Linked DNA regions of Mus musculus: region 2 is linked to region 1. The links are chromatin loops, found by intact Hi-C in ENCODE. Cell type or tissue: heart. All regions are shown on one strand.

The links. Hi-C counts contacts between places; a loop is a spot of excess contacts. Peaks named below come from ENCODE experiments on the same cell type or tissue, not always from the same donor. Only the 100,000 strongest peaks of a DNase experiment are listed, where the experiment ranks them.
Region 2: it touches region 1 in a loop (6-fold over the local background); 12 of 42 quality-filtered maps call a loop at or near these places.

What each region holds. Positions count from the first base shown.
Region 1 is chr4:147,420,368-147,428,367 of GRCm38, forward strand. No RefSeq gene overlaps it. Among named protein-coding and RNA genes, the nearest start is that of Gm46898, 13 kb to the left of the region's middle. In heart, a CTCF peak has its summit at 5,763 (motif pointing right); DNase peaks (open chromatin) are centred at 1,144, 3,004, 3,414 and 5,404.
Region 2 is chr4:145,444,126-145,452,125 of GRCm38, forward strand. It overlaps Gm42346, which reads left to right. Exons shown (of 3, transcript XM_030253952.1): 3 at 5,342-7,124. The coding sequence starts at 5,362. The coding sequence ends at 6,021. Among named protein-coding and RNA genes, the nearest start is that of Gm42346, 36 kb to the left of the region's middle. In heart, no CTCF peak of the experiment used is centred here; no DNase peak of the experiment used is centred here.

The DNA.
Region 1 (8,000 bases):
TTTAGAAGTTTCTCTCAAGGAGTTCCTAGATGCTGTAAGCCAGGTTAGGGTGTAGGTGTCTCCTTTACTGTATGTTCGTTCATCTTTGAGCAAAGCCTTTCTTTCTTCTCCACACATCACACATTTAGTTAGCAGCCCATTCTGCTTTTATGTCACAACACCAGAGAGGAGTGGTGAGAACAGAAGCTACATGCTCAGAAGTCTGAAATGTCTTCTGTTAGATCTTTTACAGCAGAGGTTTACCAAGCATCCATGACGTAGGCAGAGGTACTCTTTACTCTCCAGGTCAGTCCGGCTATGACTCTGGCACTCTTTTTGGCACTGGTGATAGAAGACAGAACCAGAAATCCCTACTTGTTGGAACTTATAATAAAGAAGAGGAAAATAAATGTATGAAACAGTGTATAAAAGTTATTCAGGGAGGCAAAAAGGAGGTTTAACAACAAAGTGTTATGGACAGCTATTTGAAGGCAGTCTGAAGAGACAGAGAGAGAGGCAGGCAGTGGAGAAAAGCATGGGTGAAGCAGAAGACCAGTGTAGATGGAGTAATCACTTTATGGTTCCCACAGCTGGGCATTTGTAGTCAATAGTTATTGCTGGGTTAAGGCGACAGCTTACACTGCAGTTTAATGGCACCCTCCACAGGCCCATTCACTGTTCTATGAAGTCAGCTCTTTCATCATAATAGGGGTATGTAGTGAATTTTGGGAACATGTGGGTATCTCCAAACCTCAGATGCCGTATATATATGCCTGTCGTGAGAAGCAACATTATGTCAAATACATGACAATAACCTTGTTCTTAGTTGCAAGGAAGTGATGTGCAGTGTGATGCTAGATAAAGTATTCTTTAGTGTCATGAAAATAATGCAGAGGGTCTGCAGGCCAGACAATTAAACTTCCACCATGAGTGTGAGATTATCCTTGGAAGGATTAAGTTGATCTTCCTTGGATTGGAAAAGTGTACATTTATTGAAGCTAGGGGGACACCTGGTCATCCTGGGTAATTGTTTCACAACAATTGCTTAGCATTGGCTTTGTTTGTTGGTAGACTGGAGACACTGCAAGAGCGATAGGCAGAGCACCCTGAGAAAGGTGAAAAGCATGCTTTAAGTGCAACTGTGTTATCCTTGTATGCTGCCAGAGCCAATTTGTGACATGGAACCACTGATGGACTCTGAGAAAGCCTGGAGAAAAATGTTATGGGCATTCCCAGAGTCAGTTATCTTAGCCATCTGATATTTTAAAATCTCCATAATGGTGTGCTTCAGTGGACATACAAATATCCTTATATTCTGTGTCAGTTGTCAGATTTTCAGTTAGGAAATATTTGTTAGGTTAGTGACTGCATACTGGGTACTAGATGCTATGTTGTCTATATTAAAAATCTTAGTCTTGTGCTGCCTTGGAGATTGGCATTTCAATCTGATTGAGGCTGTAATGATCTAGCAATCTACTTTGTTTTTGTTTCCTCTAAGGAGATGACTTAAATAGGAATTAGGGGAAGGTTTTGGCTATCCTCTCTATTTTTGGAATTAATCTCTGCACTTCTCTTAGGGACACAGTACAGGCTGAGCATCCCTTGATCCAAAATAGTTGGGGCCATAAGTGATTCAGACTTGAGAATGTGTGCATGTATTCCTTAAAGTCTTATGTCAGACCCAAATCTAAGTGCAAAACGTGTTCACACTTCCTTATTCACATACACTTTGCAGTACAGTCTGCAGGTAACTGTACCTGCATTTTTACTGTGATGTGTCACAGAAGGCCACTTGTACAATATTCAACATTTTATTACTCCAAATGTTTCAGACTATGGAATACTTCAGTTTTGGGACTTTTGGATTTGGGGTTCATACTTGCATTGTTTCTGTGTTCTTGGGAGTAGAAGGGCATGTTCAAGAGAACCCCGTTTAATGCTCGCTCCCATCACAGCTGCCACTCTGCAAGGCCTGCAACCTACATACTCCTCTGCAAGGCTCAGTCTTTGAATAGTTCAGGTCAGGTGGACAATTTTAGAGGCCATATCTAATAACCCCTGTAAGTGTGGACTCTTTCCTTGACCAAGAGTCGCCCAGAGTAGATCTCGTTGGGGCAGCATTATCCAAAGTGTATTTCTAGACCAGCACTAATTGACAAACTTATGGTGATTATTACTGGGTATTAATTGCAAATCCACAGACATTATCCTAATCCTATTAAATCAGAATCCTGGAGAGCGGTTTCTTAAATCAGTATTTTCCTTATGGCTCTGTGAGGGGTGGTGCTGCTGTACTTGAACCAGGGTTGTGAGGATGTCTTCCTACTGACCTACACCCTGCTGATGAGCTAATATACCCTGAGAATTGACATTTACTAAGGCTCACCACATGTAACTATTGATAAATACTTGTTTCTATCAGTAGTTCTCAACCAGGATCAATTGTGCTTCTTATGTAAGATTCTTAAATAAAACACACTTTTTAAACATAATAATTATAATCTAAGACTCAGGTTCCATTTGTATCTGTTTATAATCCCCTCCCCGCCATGCAAGCAATCCTAATTAAATACAATGGGACACATATACACCACACACGCGTGCACGCACACACACACACATACACACAAAAATAACCAGAAGGGGGAAGACAAAATTTAGTGGAGAGTGGGAGTAAAGGAGGATAATGAGGAGAAAGATAAAAAAGTATATTTTATATGTGTGTGTGTTCAAAATTGAAAAATAAAAAGAATCACTATAGAAAAATAAAAACGAAAAACTTCCAATATATGCTCCTCAGAGGGCTCTCAGCCTCTGCATGGACTTAGTGCTGAGTATTGGGCGTAAGGCATGCTTTGGCCCCCTAAGTTTCTGCTTCCCTGTGTATGTCATGAAGATCTCAGTCCCATGATTATTGTGCTCTTGCCATAGAGTACAACAACGGGTCAGAGAAGTCTGGTTACCTCTCATCCCTCTAGCTTACCCTGGAAATTGTACCACATTCTCTCTAACAGTGAAGCTGTACCTGCTGGCCTTTGAGGTCACTGCTGTCGCCCTGAGGTTAGGGTATCCATTTCCATGTCAATCACACCTACCATTCTGTCTGACCTACAGAGTTCTTCAGATCTAAGTCATCTATTATTATGTCTTCTTTGTGTCTGGCTCACCAAAGCATTTATTAGATGTGAGCCATAGCTACCAGTTTTAAAATATGTATGTATGTATGTATGTGTGTGTGTGTATGTATGTATGTATGTATGTATGTATGTATGTATGTATGTATGTATATATGTGTCTGTCCAAGTGTATGCATTCTTATTGTAAGTACACACATTTGTCTACATACATGAAGGCCAGAAGAGAGAGTCAACATACCCACCTTTATTACCCTGTGCCTACTTCTTTGAGCCAGGGCCTCTGCCTGAATGTGAAACTCATTTCCTTGGTAGGATGGATGCAATCCCCAGTCATTCTCTTGTCTCTGGCCCGTCTCAGAGTGGGGGTTACAGGCATACATGAGACGTCCAACTTGTAACATAGATGCTACAATTCAAACTCTGACTTTCATGATTACACAGCAAGCACTCTTAACAGCTAAGCCAGTTCTCTAGTTCCAGTCTATTCATTTTTAAACATTTATTTGGTTAGGGGTTCATGCAATGATACTATAGAGCGTGTGTAGAGGTCAGAGAACAACTTGGAGAAGTTGATTCTCCCCTTCCACCATATGGGTCCTAGTGATTGATCTTTGGTCGTTGTGCTTAACAGCAAGTGTCTTTAGCTTCTATGCCACCTGCTGACTCTCATCAGTGAATTTTTAATGTACTGATGGAAGTATTATCCCAGAGAGTCAAGTTGAAGATGGACATGCCCCATCCCCTAGCTGAACATAATGGGCCCATTATTTCTGTAAATGTTGCTATCTTTTGTCAAAATTTTCTTAGAGATTTTCTGATTTTTCAATTGCAGACTCTAGAATGTTATTAGCTATCCTTTTCAAACTGTTACTGCCACCTTCATTATTCCACCAACATGCTATATTCTAAATCCTTGGGGTCTAATTCCTTGGGAATTGTGCTCTCATCAATGACTTTGATTTAATTTCTTTGGGTGATTGGGATTCTAAGGCTGGCCTTAAACTTGCTGTTTGCTGTTCATCTGACTCAGCCTCCTTAGTGGTGGGATTACAGATACGAGAGGCCATACTTAGCTTTGATGATTACAACCCCCAGGAGCCACACATCCCCAGCTCTTCCTAAGTGGACAGCTCCTAAAGCAGCATGGTTTTAGGATGAGATCGCTCCCTCTGGAGGAGGCCAAGTTACTGTCTCTGATCGTTAGTCCAGATATCTATCTATTGCTGCCTACAAAACCATCTCACATTTAAGTCAGCAATTTATTACTAATCTCTTTGTTTGAGTAGAGTGGGTTTGAAAGAGAACCCAAGGACAAGACTAGAGAGCTGATGGAATTTGAGGGGATTTTTGAAGAGTGTTGTTGTAAAAGAGTTCAGAGCAATAGAACAATTGGAAGGAAATGTGGGATTAAGAGAAGGACTGAAAAAACTGAAAATAAAAAAAAAGAGAGAACGACTGGAGATGGGGTAAATAAATACCAGCATGTTTATGCTGTGCCAAGTGATCCGGAAGACTTCATATTTATAAGATGACACAGAGGAGAAAGAGGAAAGGGCTGTCACTGAGCAAGGAAAGAAATGGAATTTGATACAAAGCAGCTGCTCTGGTCTTTACTTAGAAAGGTAGACTGCTCCTCTCATTACAATAAGGTGGGCACTGCCAGTAATCTCAAAGTTCCCCTTTGCTTCAATTTTCTCAGTAAAGCAGGAAATGATATTATCACTCGAGAATGATACACACATGTGCATGGGGGGAGGGCGAATATGATTGGGAGAATGAATGAATGAATGAATGAATGAATGAATCAGATGACTATTGAAATAGAAAAATAAGGACAATGACAGGAGTGGTGTGACACATAGCAAGAATTTCTCTTTCTCCCTCTTCCCCCTCCCTCCCCCCCCAGAGAGAGAGAGAGAGAGAGAGACTGCAAAAGGCTGAGGCTAGCCACCATACAGTATCAGCTGGATACCAATGAGACATCAGAATTCTTGACCCTGAATTTAAAATCAGATGAGTCATTATTTTTTATGTTTTCCCCAGTTTCATGCAGGATGGAAAAAAAATAGAGAAGTTAGAGTTAGTGGGTTTTGTCTAGAGTCTGCCTAGGTAAAAGAGGGAGTTTAGGTGCTCTCAGAGGTGTGAATACAACAAAAGATTGTGGACTTTCAGCAGGCGTGGGAACATGAGAACTAAAGAAGACCACATAGGATGCAGCACAGTGAGGGAGTGGTGTGCAGCTTCTTGAGGGGTCTCGAGGAAGAATTGGGTTACTAATGGTGACTTGAAAGGGAGAGAAATTGGGGTGGCAACCCCCAAGACATTACCTGGGAGAACTTTGCAGAAGCAGGGAAGAGTGTTGGGAAGGTCATCTGTGTACTGAGTTACTGAGATCTGAGACAAAAGGCATGCTGGACAGTGTCAAAGATGGCAGTGGTGGTGAGACTCCGATAGTGACAACGTTTAAGGATGTGGAATTCAAAGCTGAGGTTCAGTGAGGACTGTTAGATGGTCCAATTTGGAATGTTAATAGTTTGTGTTACTTTCCCCTCTAGGAATAAGCAATATCAGAATGTGAATGTCCTAATGCTTTTAGGAAAACTTGTTTGTGTAAAGATGTTTCATGCTTTAATCACCAGAGGGTGCCAGAGTCAAGCAAATGATTTTTCTTCTCTTCATATGTGTATACAATATAGGTTGAGTATATACATACTCTACTGGGCCCCCCTCCAGCCCCTTGAGAACTCACCCCCAGCACATTTTCCCCTCAACTTCATGAAATAAACACACACATACACACAAGCGCACAAACACACACTTCTGAAACAAATATCCAATAAGTGCTGCTTGTATGTATTTGGGTACTTTTAGTTTTCATCTGTAGCTGAGATAATCTTCAAGTAGTGGAAGGAGGCACTATTTATATTGGAGAGGGGAAGTGTGTAAGTGAGAATTTGCCACATAAACTAGGACATGTGTTCTTCTCTCCATACAAATCTCCAACTTCTTATATTTTTGTTTGTGAACCTAGTCTTTAGTGGCTCGGCCATCTCTTCGGCTCCAAAGCTCTAATTCCTATAATTAAAATGAAAACAGGAGAAAGTGGACAAACTGGCCTTCACCTTGATGGTGGGGAAACCCTCTCCTCTTTACTCCACCTCCCTAACTATCTTTACTGCACACTTCATGTTTCCCTTTGATATAATGAGACAATGTTTCAAATAAGAGAATTGTTGCATTCAGAAAAGTAGGTAGGGCTTCCAAAACTAGCCTGAAGTATTCTTTAAATTCTAACAGCTTTGGTTTTTGTCTTCTATGGCAATTCTTCTGAACTTGTCTTAGTTTTAGATAAGCCTTCCATGCTAAGTACATTAAAACCCATATGTCCAGACCCCTTTGGAGTGGTGGGGGGTGAGGGAGGGTCCTGCCTGGCACTTCTGTAGGTCAGAGGACAACTCTAAGGTATAGATTCTCCTCCTTCCACCTTGTGAGATCCACAGATCAAACTCAGATTGCAAGTCCTGTGATTGTTTGCCTCTACTGGCTGAGTTATCTCAAGACTCGAAAATGATTTTTCTATTTAAGTATTTCTATTAAATTTTTTATCTTTTAATTAGCCAAAACATTCTCATTCTCTTTCTGTGTCTCTATTCCTCTGTCTGTCTCTGACTGTCTGTCTCTGTCTGTCTGTCTGTCTGTCTCTGTCTCTCTCTCTCTCTGTCTCTCTCTCTCGCCTGAATAAGGAGAAAGCAAGCTAGGCATCAGCACCCATCTCTTTCTGCTTCCTGGATGCAGATGCAGTGTGAACTGCGGTCAAATGTCCCGGCTGCCAGAATTGCCTCTCTATAGTGCAATATGCCCTCAAGCTCAGAGACAAATAAACCCTTTCTTCCTAGTTTCCTTTGTTAAAGTATTTTTTCACCATATAAGAGAAGTAGCTAATACATATTTTTTATTTCAAGCAGAGGATATTTAGTTTGTATGTGATTTAACATTTTAAACATTTGAAGACCTTCACACGGTGTCACTTATGAGCAGTGTTTAGATTTTCAGAACAGACATGTTTCAGAAATAAAGGACTTATCACCAAGGCAGAAACGCAGGCAACCCTTTCAGTCTTCTTAAAACCCAGGCAAAAAGGCATGTATAATTAGTGAAAATAGCAAATACCAGAAGTTACTGTTTTGCCCTTAAGTTATCTGTGGCAAAGCTGTACTGCTATATTCTCTCATCTTCTCCTTCTCCCTCTCCTCCTCTACCTTCCCCACTCTCCTGCCCCCACTGCATGAGAACACTTGCCATTTGCTTGAGTAAACTAGCTTTGCTTACACTTTTACTTTATTTTTATTTTCACTTTATTTTATTATGCAAGAACACTATGGTACTGGAAACACAAATACCCTGTGGCCCACAGTCTTTCCACAGAATTGGTCAGTATGTGTATCATTTGTTTCTTTCCACATCCTTAATTTTGCTCTTTCTTTTCTGTAAGGTCTGCCTTTATTTGTTACTTGACCTTTTTCCCTTACAAGTTTTAATATTCTTTCTTTGTTTTATGCATTTGATGTTTTAATTATTATGTGACAGGAGGAACTTCTTTTCTGGTCCAATCTATTTGGAGTTCTGTAGGCTTCTTGTATGTTCATCGGCATCTCTTTCTTTAGGTTAGAAAACTTTTCTTCTATAATTTTATTGAAGATACTTATTGGCTCTTTTAGTTGGGAATCTTCCCTCTCTTCTATACTTATTATCCTTAGGTTTAGTCTTCTCATTGTGTCCTGGATTTCCTGGATGTTTTGGGTTAGGAGCTGTTTGCATTTTGCATTGTCTCTGACTGTTGTGTCAATGTTTTCTATGGTATCTTCTGCACCTGAGATTCTCTCT
Region 2 (8,000 bases), 2.0 Mb before region 1:
GTTTTGTCTTCATTTTCATTAAACTCTAAAAGGTCTTTAATTTCTTTCTTTATTCCTTCCTTGAGCAAGGTATCATTGAGAAGAGTGTTGTTCAATTTCCCCATGAATGTTGGTTTTCCATTTTTTATGTTGTTATTGAAGATCATCCTTAGTCCATAGTGGTCTGATAGGATGCATGGGAAAATTTCAATATTTTTGGATCTGTTGAGGCCTGTTTTGTGGAAAATTATATGGTCAATTTTGGAGAATGTACCATGAGGTGCTGAGAAGAAGGTATATCCTTTTGTTTTAGGATAAAATGTTCTATAGATATCTGTTAAGTCCATTTGTTTCATAACTTCTGTTAGTGTCACTGTGTCCTTGTTTAGTTTCTGTTTCCACGACCTGTCCATTGATGAAAGTGGTGTGTTGAAGTCTCCCACTATTATTGTGTGAGGTGCAATATGTGCTTTGAGCTTTCCTAAAGTTTCTTTAATGAATGTGGCTGCCCTTGCATTTGGAGCATAGATATTCAGATTTGAGAGTTCCTCCTGGAGGATTTTACCTTTGATGCGTATGAAGTGTCCCTCCTTTTCTTTTTTGATAACTTTGTTTTGGAAGTCGATTTTATTCGATATCAGAATGGCTACTCCAGCTTGTTTCTTCAGACCATTTGCTTGGAAAATTGTTTTCCAGCCTTTCACTCTGAGGTAGTGTCTGTCTTTTTCCCTGAGATGGGTTTCCTGTAAGCAGCAAAATGTTGGGTCCTGTTTGTGTAGCCAGTCTGTTAGTCCATGTCTTTTTATTGGGGAATTGAGTCCATTGATATTAAGAGATATTAAGGAAAAGTAATTGTTGCTTCCTATTATTTTTGTTGTTAGAGTTGGCATTCTGTTATTGTGGCTGTCTTCTTTTCGGTTTGTTGAAGGATTACTTTCTTGCTTTTTCTAGGTCGTGGTTTCTGTCCTTGTATTGGTTTTTTTCTATTATCTTCCTTTGAAGGGCTGGATTTGTGGAAAGATAATGTGTGAATTTGGTTTTGCCGTGAAATACTTTGGTTTCTCCATCTATGGTAATTGAGAGTGTGGCTGGTTATAGTAGCCTGGGCTGGCATTTGTGTTCTTTTAGTGTCTGTATAACATCTGTCCAGGATCTTCTGGCTTTCATAGTCTGGTGAAAAGTCTGGTGTAATTCTGATAGGCCTGCCTTTATATGTTATTTGACCTTTTCCCCTTACTGCTTTTAATATTCTATCTTTATTTAGTGCATTTGTTGTTCTGATTATTATATGTCAGGAGGAATTTCTTTTCTGGTTCAGTCTATTTGGAGTTCTGTAGGCTTCTTGTATGTTCATGGGCATGTCTTTCTTTAGGTTTGGGAAGTTTTCTTCTATAATTTTGTTGAAGATATTTACTGACCCTTTAAGTTGAAAATCTTCATTCTCATCTACTCCTATTATCCGTAGGTTTGGTCTTCTCATTGTGTCCTGGATTTCCTGGATGTTTTGAGTTAGGATCTTTTTGCATTTTGTATTTTCTTTGATTTTTGTGCCGATGTTCTCTATGGAATCTTCTGCACCTGAGATTCTCTCTTCCATCTCTTCTATTCTTTTGCTAATGCTCGCATCTATGGTTCCAGATTTCTTTCCTAGGGTTTCTATCTCCAGTGTTGCCCTACTTTGGGTTTTCCTTATTGTGTCTACTTCCCTTTTTAGGTCTTGGATGGTTTTATTCAATTCCATCAACTGTTTGGGCGTGTTTTCCTGCAATTCTTTAAGGAATTTTTGTGCTTTCTCTTTAAGGTCTTCTACCTGTTTAGCAGTGTTCTCCTTTATTTCTTTAAGTGAGTTATTAAAGTCCTTCTTGATGTCCTCTACCATCATATAAGTTAAATCCAGGTCTATCTTTTCAGGTGTGTTGGGGTGCCCAGGACTGGGTGGGGTGGGAGTGCTGTGTTCTGATGATGGTGAGTGGCCTTGGTTTCTGTTAGTAAGATTCTTATGTTTGCCTTTTGCCATCTGGTAATCTCTGGAGTTAGGTTTTTTTGTTGTTGTTTTGTTTTGTTTTGTTTTGTTTTTTCGAGACAGGGTTTCTCTGTATAGCTCTGGCTGTCCTGGAGCTCACTTTGTAGACCAGGCTGGCCTCGAACTCAGAAATCCACCTGCCTCTGCCTCCCGAGTGCTGGGATTAAAGGCGTGCACCACCACGACCAGCTTGTTTTTTGTTTTTTGATTTTTTTTTTGTAGGAGTTAGTTGTTATAGTTGTCTCTGGTTAGAGCTTGTTCCTCAGGTGATTGATTATGTTAGCCTCTATCAGCAGACCTGCGAGACTAGCTTTCTCCTGAGTTTCAGTGGTCAGAGTACTCTCTGCAGGCAAGCTCTCCTCTTCCAGGGACGTTGCCCAGATATCTGGTGTTCGAACCTGCCTCCTGGCAGAAGTTGTGTTCCACTCACCAGAGGTCCTACGATCCTGTGGAGAGTCCTGTGGGGACCTTGGTGGTGTCCTCAGACTCGCGCCCAAGGTGAGTCAGTGCTGGCTCCAAACAGAAGGGACCGAATAGTCAATTCTTGATGTGAAATTTCAAGAAGAATTCAATCTTTGTTCTTCACATAAAACCTGGGAGAAGTTCAACAAAAAGAATGTGTGTCTCTGCTAAACATGCCACAGGTCAGTGTCCTTTCCACATTTCTTTTTTTTAAAAAAAAAAAAACTTTTAATTCAAATCATCCAAAAGTTTTATTCTCCATATATGGAATGTTATCTAAAGAACTTATTTTCTATGATCTTTATTTTCTTCTGTAATAATGAAAATTTAATGTTTTGGTCTTTCATGTATATAACATCTTTATATTTTAACTTGATTTTATATTGTGAGGACATATAATTCCCTTGGACTAGCTACCTGCATGTCTCAAAAAGGATCTATTGGAATGATGCTCAAAGAACATATTGATGGATAGTTTCTATGCTGAATAAGTTCTGTCCTTTTATGTTAGTGTGAAGTAAGGTCTCTTCTGCCATATAAATTGCATTTCAGGGATGCTCAGGTTTCTAAAACACAAGCTTGTGAATGAGGATATAGAAATAAGTATAAATTCACATCACTAAAGAAGATATGAAAGAGTAGAATTTGTAGAAGCTAAAATTACATGAAATCCACTGTCTTAAATACTAATAGTAAATATATTATTAGCTCCCTAGGGTCACAAATGATGGAAGGAAAATGTCTTTCTTTTACCATTATTGTGATTGTGAGCTGATATAGATTTCAGTATTCTCACAACTCTTTTTTCATGGCTCATATCACACAGTAATCACTGTTGACACCTGAAATCTATTTGTCTCAAGAGAGATACTGTCCCTGTGGTAAATTTTCAATATAGAAATTGTTATTTTCCTCTCTTTTTGGTTTCAGTCCTGTTTTCTTAACCTTTGTATTTCATCACATGAACAATATTAGTAAAAATTTTCTAGAGAGGATAACTATGGTGCTGTACATAAACCATCAATTTACAAACATAAATGAATGTCCTTTCTTTTTTTTTTTTTTTTCTTTTTTTTTTCAAGACAGTGTTTCTCTGTGTAGCCTTGACTGTCTTGGAACTCACTCTGTAGACCAGTCTGGCCTTGAACTCAGAAATCCGCCTGCCTCTGTCTCCCAAGTGCTGGGAATAAAGGCGTTCGCCACCACGCCCAGCAAGAAAGGATATCTTGATTACTTCTTTTTTAAATTAAAAAAGCATTTTTTTTTCCAGTATCAAGTAGGTAGTTTTCCATTCCCGCGTCTGTTAACCTTCAAGGCCTTGGACTTCTCACTTGAGGAATGGGAATGTCTCAGTTTTGCTCAGAGGACATTGTACATGGATGTGATGTTGGAGAATTACAACAATCTGTTGTTTGTGCGTAAGAATGAACTTACTGTTGAATTCCTGTATCTCTCTCTGAGTTTTCCTACTATGTGTTTATGTAAATGCTCTGAGATATCCAGAGACCCTTGAATGAGGGAAATTCTAGTTAAAATCATAACTTTTTCATTGTGTTTCCTTTACATTTCTCTGCTTTCTTTGGAAAAGTAACTAGTGCTATATTCTCTGAGATCACTCCTTATCACTTATCAAGCTTCAGTCAAGATAAAAAAGTTCAAGTAAAAATTTAAATATCCAGAAGAAGAAATTATATTTCTATACATACAATAGTTGCAATTTTAAAATCTTACTATTGCTTTAAAATGTTCCCTTATTTATGAATCTAAAAATATACAAGGTTTCAAGTGGATATAGAGCTGTTGGTTTGGCCAATATTTTTTTTTTTATTTAACTTTTTGACATTTGATCTCTGTGTTTAGATCTAGGACAACGTGATCTTTATCCTAGCATTTTGGATGTTGAAACAAACCTATTTAGTGGTTTCCCTGACACTAATGGTTATATCATAAATTTATACCTGACCAAATTTATACCTGATTCAGTGTCACTCTGAATCAAACTGTAACCATAAAATTAGAGATATATTGTTTAGAATTCTACTTTCTGAAAATTCACTACAGATGGATCATTATTTGTCCCAACTTATGCAGAGTACAATTTTCTGTTTTATTGGTCATTTTATTTATTTACATGTCAAATATTATGCCCCTTCTCCATTCCCTGTCTGGAAACTCGATATCCCACCCCTCGCCCCAGCTTTTATGATGACTCCCCTCCCACCAATCCACCTACTCCCACCTCATATCCCTAGGATTCTCCTATGCTGGGATATTGAGCCTTCATGGTACCAAGGGACTCTCCTCCTGTTGATGCCATATAAGGCAATCCTCTGCTATATATAAAGCTGCAGACATTTGTACTTCTATGTGAACTCTTTATTTGGTGATTTGACCCTTGGGAGCCTTGTGTGGTCTTGTTGTTTGATATTGTTGTTCCTCCTACACAGTTGCAAAGCCCTTCAGCTTCTTCAGTCCTTACCTTAACTCCTTCATTTTAGTCCCCTTGCTCAGTCCAATGGTTGGTACAGGTTCTGCATCTCTTTGGTCCAGTCTCTGAATGGCCTTACCTTCAGCCTCTTTTCCATTCTTTGTCCCTCTTTTTCTTTAAGAGAGGAGCAATTTTGGGTCATTATATTTGAGGTGGGTATGATGTCAAATTTGAAAATAAAAGTTGGCAGGCTTTTATCATTTCCAGTCATTTGATATAAATCATATTTGAGGTTCTTCTGAGGATACATGTAATGATTCAAAAAAAAGGAAAAAAAACCTCTTTTGAGAGTACAAATCCATGAGATCACTGATTATTGAATCCCTTACTCCTTATATAAGTAAATCATGTCACCTCTAATTGCCCCCCACCCGTTTTTTTTTTTTCAGGAAATCATTGCATATATGGAATGTATGGGAAGGTCATGGATCAAGACAGCCAGTACATTGTTCTTGAACACATGAATATTCAAGAGAAGTCTTCTAAATGTAACAAGCCTAGCAATGTGTTTCTAGAATCCCCCCATTATACACCTCACAAATGTACTGAATGTGACAAATGCTTTTCCCAAAAATCTCATCTTAATATTCATCAGAAAATTCATGCAGGAGAGAAACCTTACAAATGCAGTGGATGTGACAAATGCTTTACTGAAAAAGGCAGTCTGAGAAGGCATCAGAGAATTCATACAGGAGAGAAACCTTACAAATGCAGTGAATGTGACAAATGCTTTACTAGAAAAGGCACTCTGAGAATTCATCAGAGAATTCATACAGGAGAGAAACCTTACAAATGCAGTGAATGTGACAAATGCTTTACCCAAAAATTTAATTTGAGATCTCATCAGAGAATTCATACAGGAGAGAAACCTTACAAATGCAGTGAATGTGACAATTGCTTTACTGAAAAAGGCAATCTGAGAAGGCATCAGAGAATTCATACAGGAGAGAAACCTTACAAATGTAGTGAATGTGACAAATTCTTTACCCGAAAATCCCATCTTAGTATTCATCAGAAATTTCATACAGGAGAGAAACCTTACAAATGCAGTGAATGTGAGAAATACTAACAAAGACAATCTGAGAATTCATCAGAGAATTAATAATGGATAGAAACCTTACAAATGTAGTCAATGTGACAAATGCTTTACCCGAAAAATCCAATCTTAGTATTCATCAGAAAGTTCATACAGGAGAAAAATCTTACAAATATAGTCAGTGTGACAAATGCTTTACCTACCAAGCCAAGCTTAGTATTCATCAGAAAATTCATACAGGAGAGAAGCCTTACAAATGCAGTGAATATGAGAAATGCTTTACTAACAAAAGCAATCTGAGAATTCATCAGAGACTTCACACAGAAGAGAAACCTTACAAATGTCATGAATGTGACAAGTGCTCTCCCCAAAAATCCCATCTTAGTATTCATCAGGGAATTCATAAAGGAGAGAAACCTTACAAATGTAGTGAATGTGACAAATGCTGTACCAGACAATCCAATCTTAGTATGCATCAGAGAATTCATACAGGAGAGAAACCTTACAAATGTAGTGAATGTGACAAATTCTTTACCCGAAAATCCCATCTTAGTATTCATCAGAAATTTCATTCAGGAGAGAAACCTTACAAATGCAGTGAATGTGAGAAATGGTTTACTAACAAAGACAATCTAAGAATTCATCAGAGAATTCATACAGTAGAGAAAGAAACCTTACAAATAGTTACAAACCTTACAAATACAATACAATGTGAGGCTGAGAAATCATCAGTTATTTCATACAGTAGAGGATCTTTATAAAGTGAAAGAAGAAACTTTTCAAATATATTGAAGGTATGAATCCTAGAATGTAACAGTTAATACTTACAGGCTAGAAACTTAACACATGCATTATATGAAGAAATATTCTTGACTTCATTTCAGGTCAGAGAAAACATCTAAGAACTTTTTAAGGGAAAGTATTTCTGTTGGGGAAAATGTGGCATATGTTTTATTCACAGTGTCCTGGCAACACTTGAGGCTCCACACTAGAGAATTAGTATGATTATGAAAATCTTGTGAAAATTTTCATGCAATGTTCAAATCTTAGGTAATGTCAACTATTTATGCTGTGAGAAACTCTGAACATGTGGAAATGTAGAAAGCTTTTCATGATACCCTTTTACTTGTTCACCCTCAAATATTACAAGATGAAGACAAGTTGGGAAGTCAGAAGAGAGTATTGTGTAACACTTTCATTGAGACAGAAGTAATCCATTTCAAAAGGGAACTATTTAAGGTCTTTAATAAAACCCTCAAAATATCTAATAAAACTGGTAACACTCTGTATATTTAATTCAAATGACCCAATTCAGAAAAATTATACTTAAAAGAGTATCTGGCAAACTGAGCCACCCAGTCAGCATATTCTTTATCCTATAAGTATGCTTACAGATGTGAAGTATGCTTCGAGTATCCAGTAATCATAATTCTTCTCAAATGCTTGTTTCACATTATAGGATAACAAATGACTATGAGTCTCTTGTGATCTGGTCAACAAGTCCTTTCCTATTGTCCTGTAACTAACTCCAATAAAGCTGAAATTTCTACAAGTTTGCTTTGGTTGTTTTCAACTTGCACTTGGGATACTCAGATGAATATATGTTGCATCTTCCCAGGATATGCCTCACAGAAAACATACGTGGAAGTCAGGAATATTTTTGCAAGGCTGTATCATAAAGTTAATAGTAGTTATTTTTCAACTGATTGATAACAATCCCTTTGTGGTGTAAAGACCTTTTCACAGTGGTTGCTTAAAAGCGTAGGAAAGCACATATTTCTTATTGTTTTAGAACTGAGAAATCATTCATTGAACTGTTGGGTAGTCTGCCCACCAAAGAATAATTTGAATTCTATGTCAGTGTTTAGCATTAAAAAATTAGAAACACTGTATTAGATATGTTGATTTGTGTTAACTAAAATAGGGAAGATTCAATTCAGTGTTCCAGGCTAGTATTACTAGGTTAAGATAAAAAGGCTCAAAAAAGGAAATATGTAGACACTTTCAGAGCA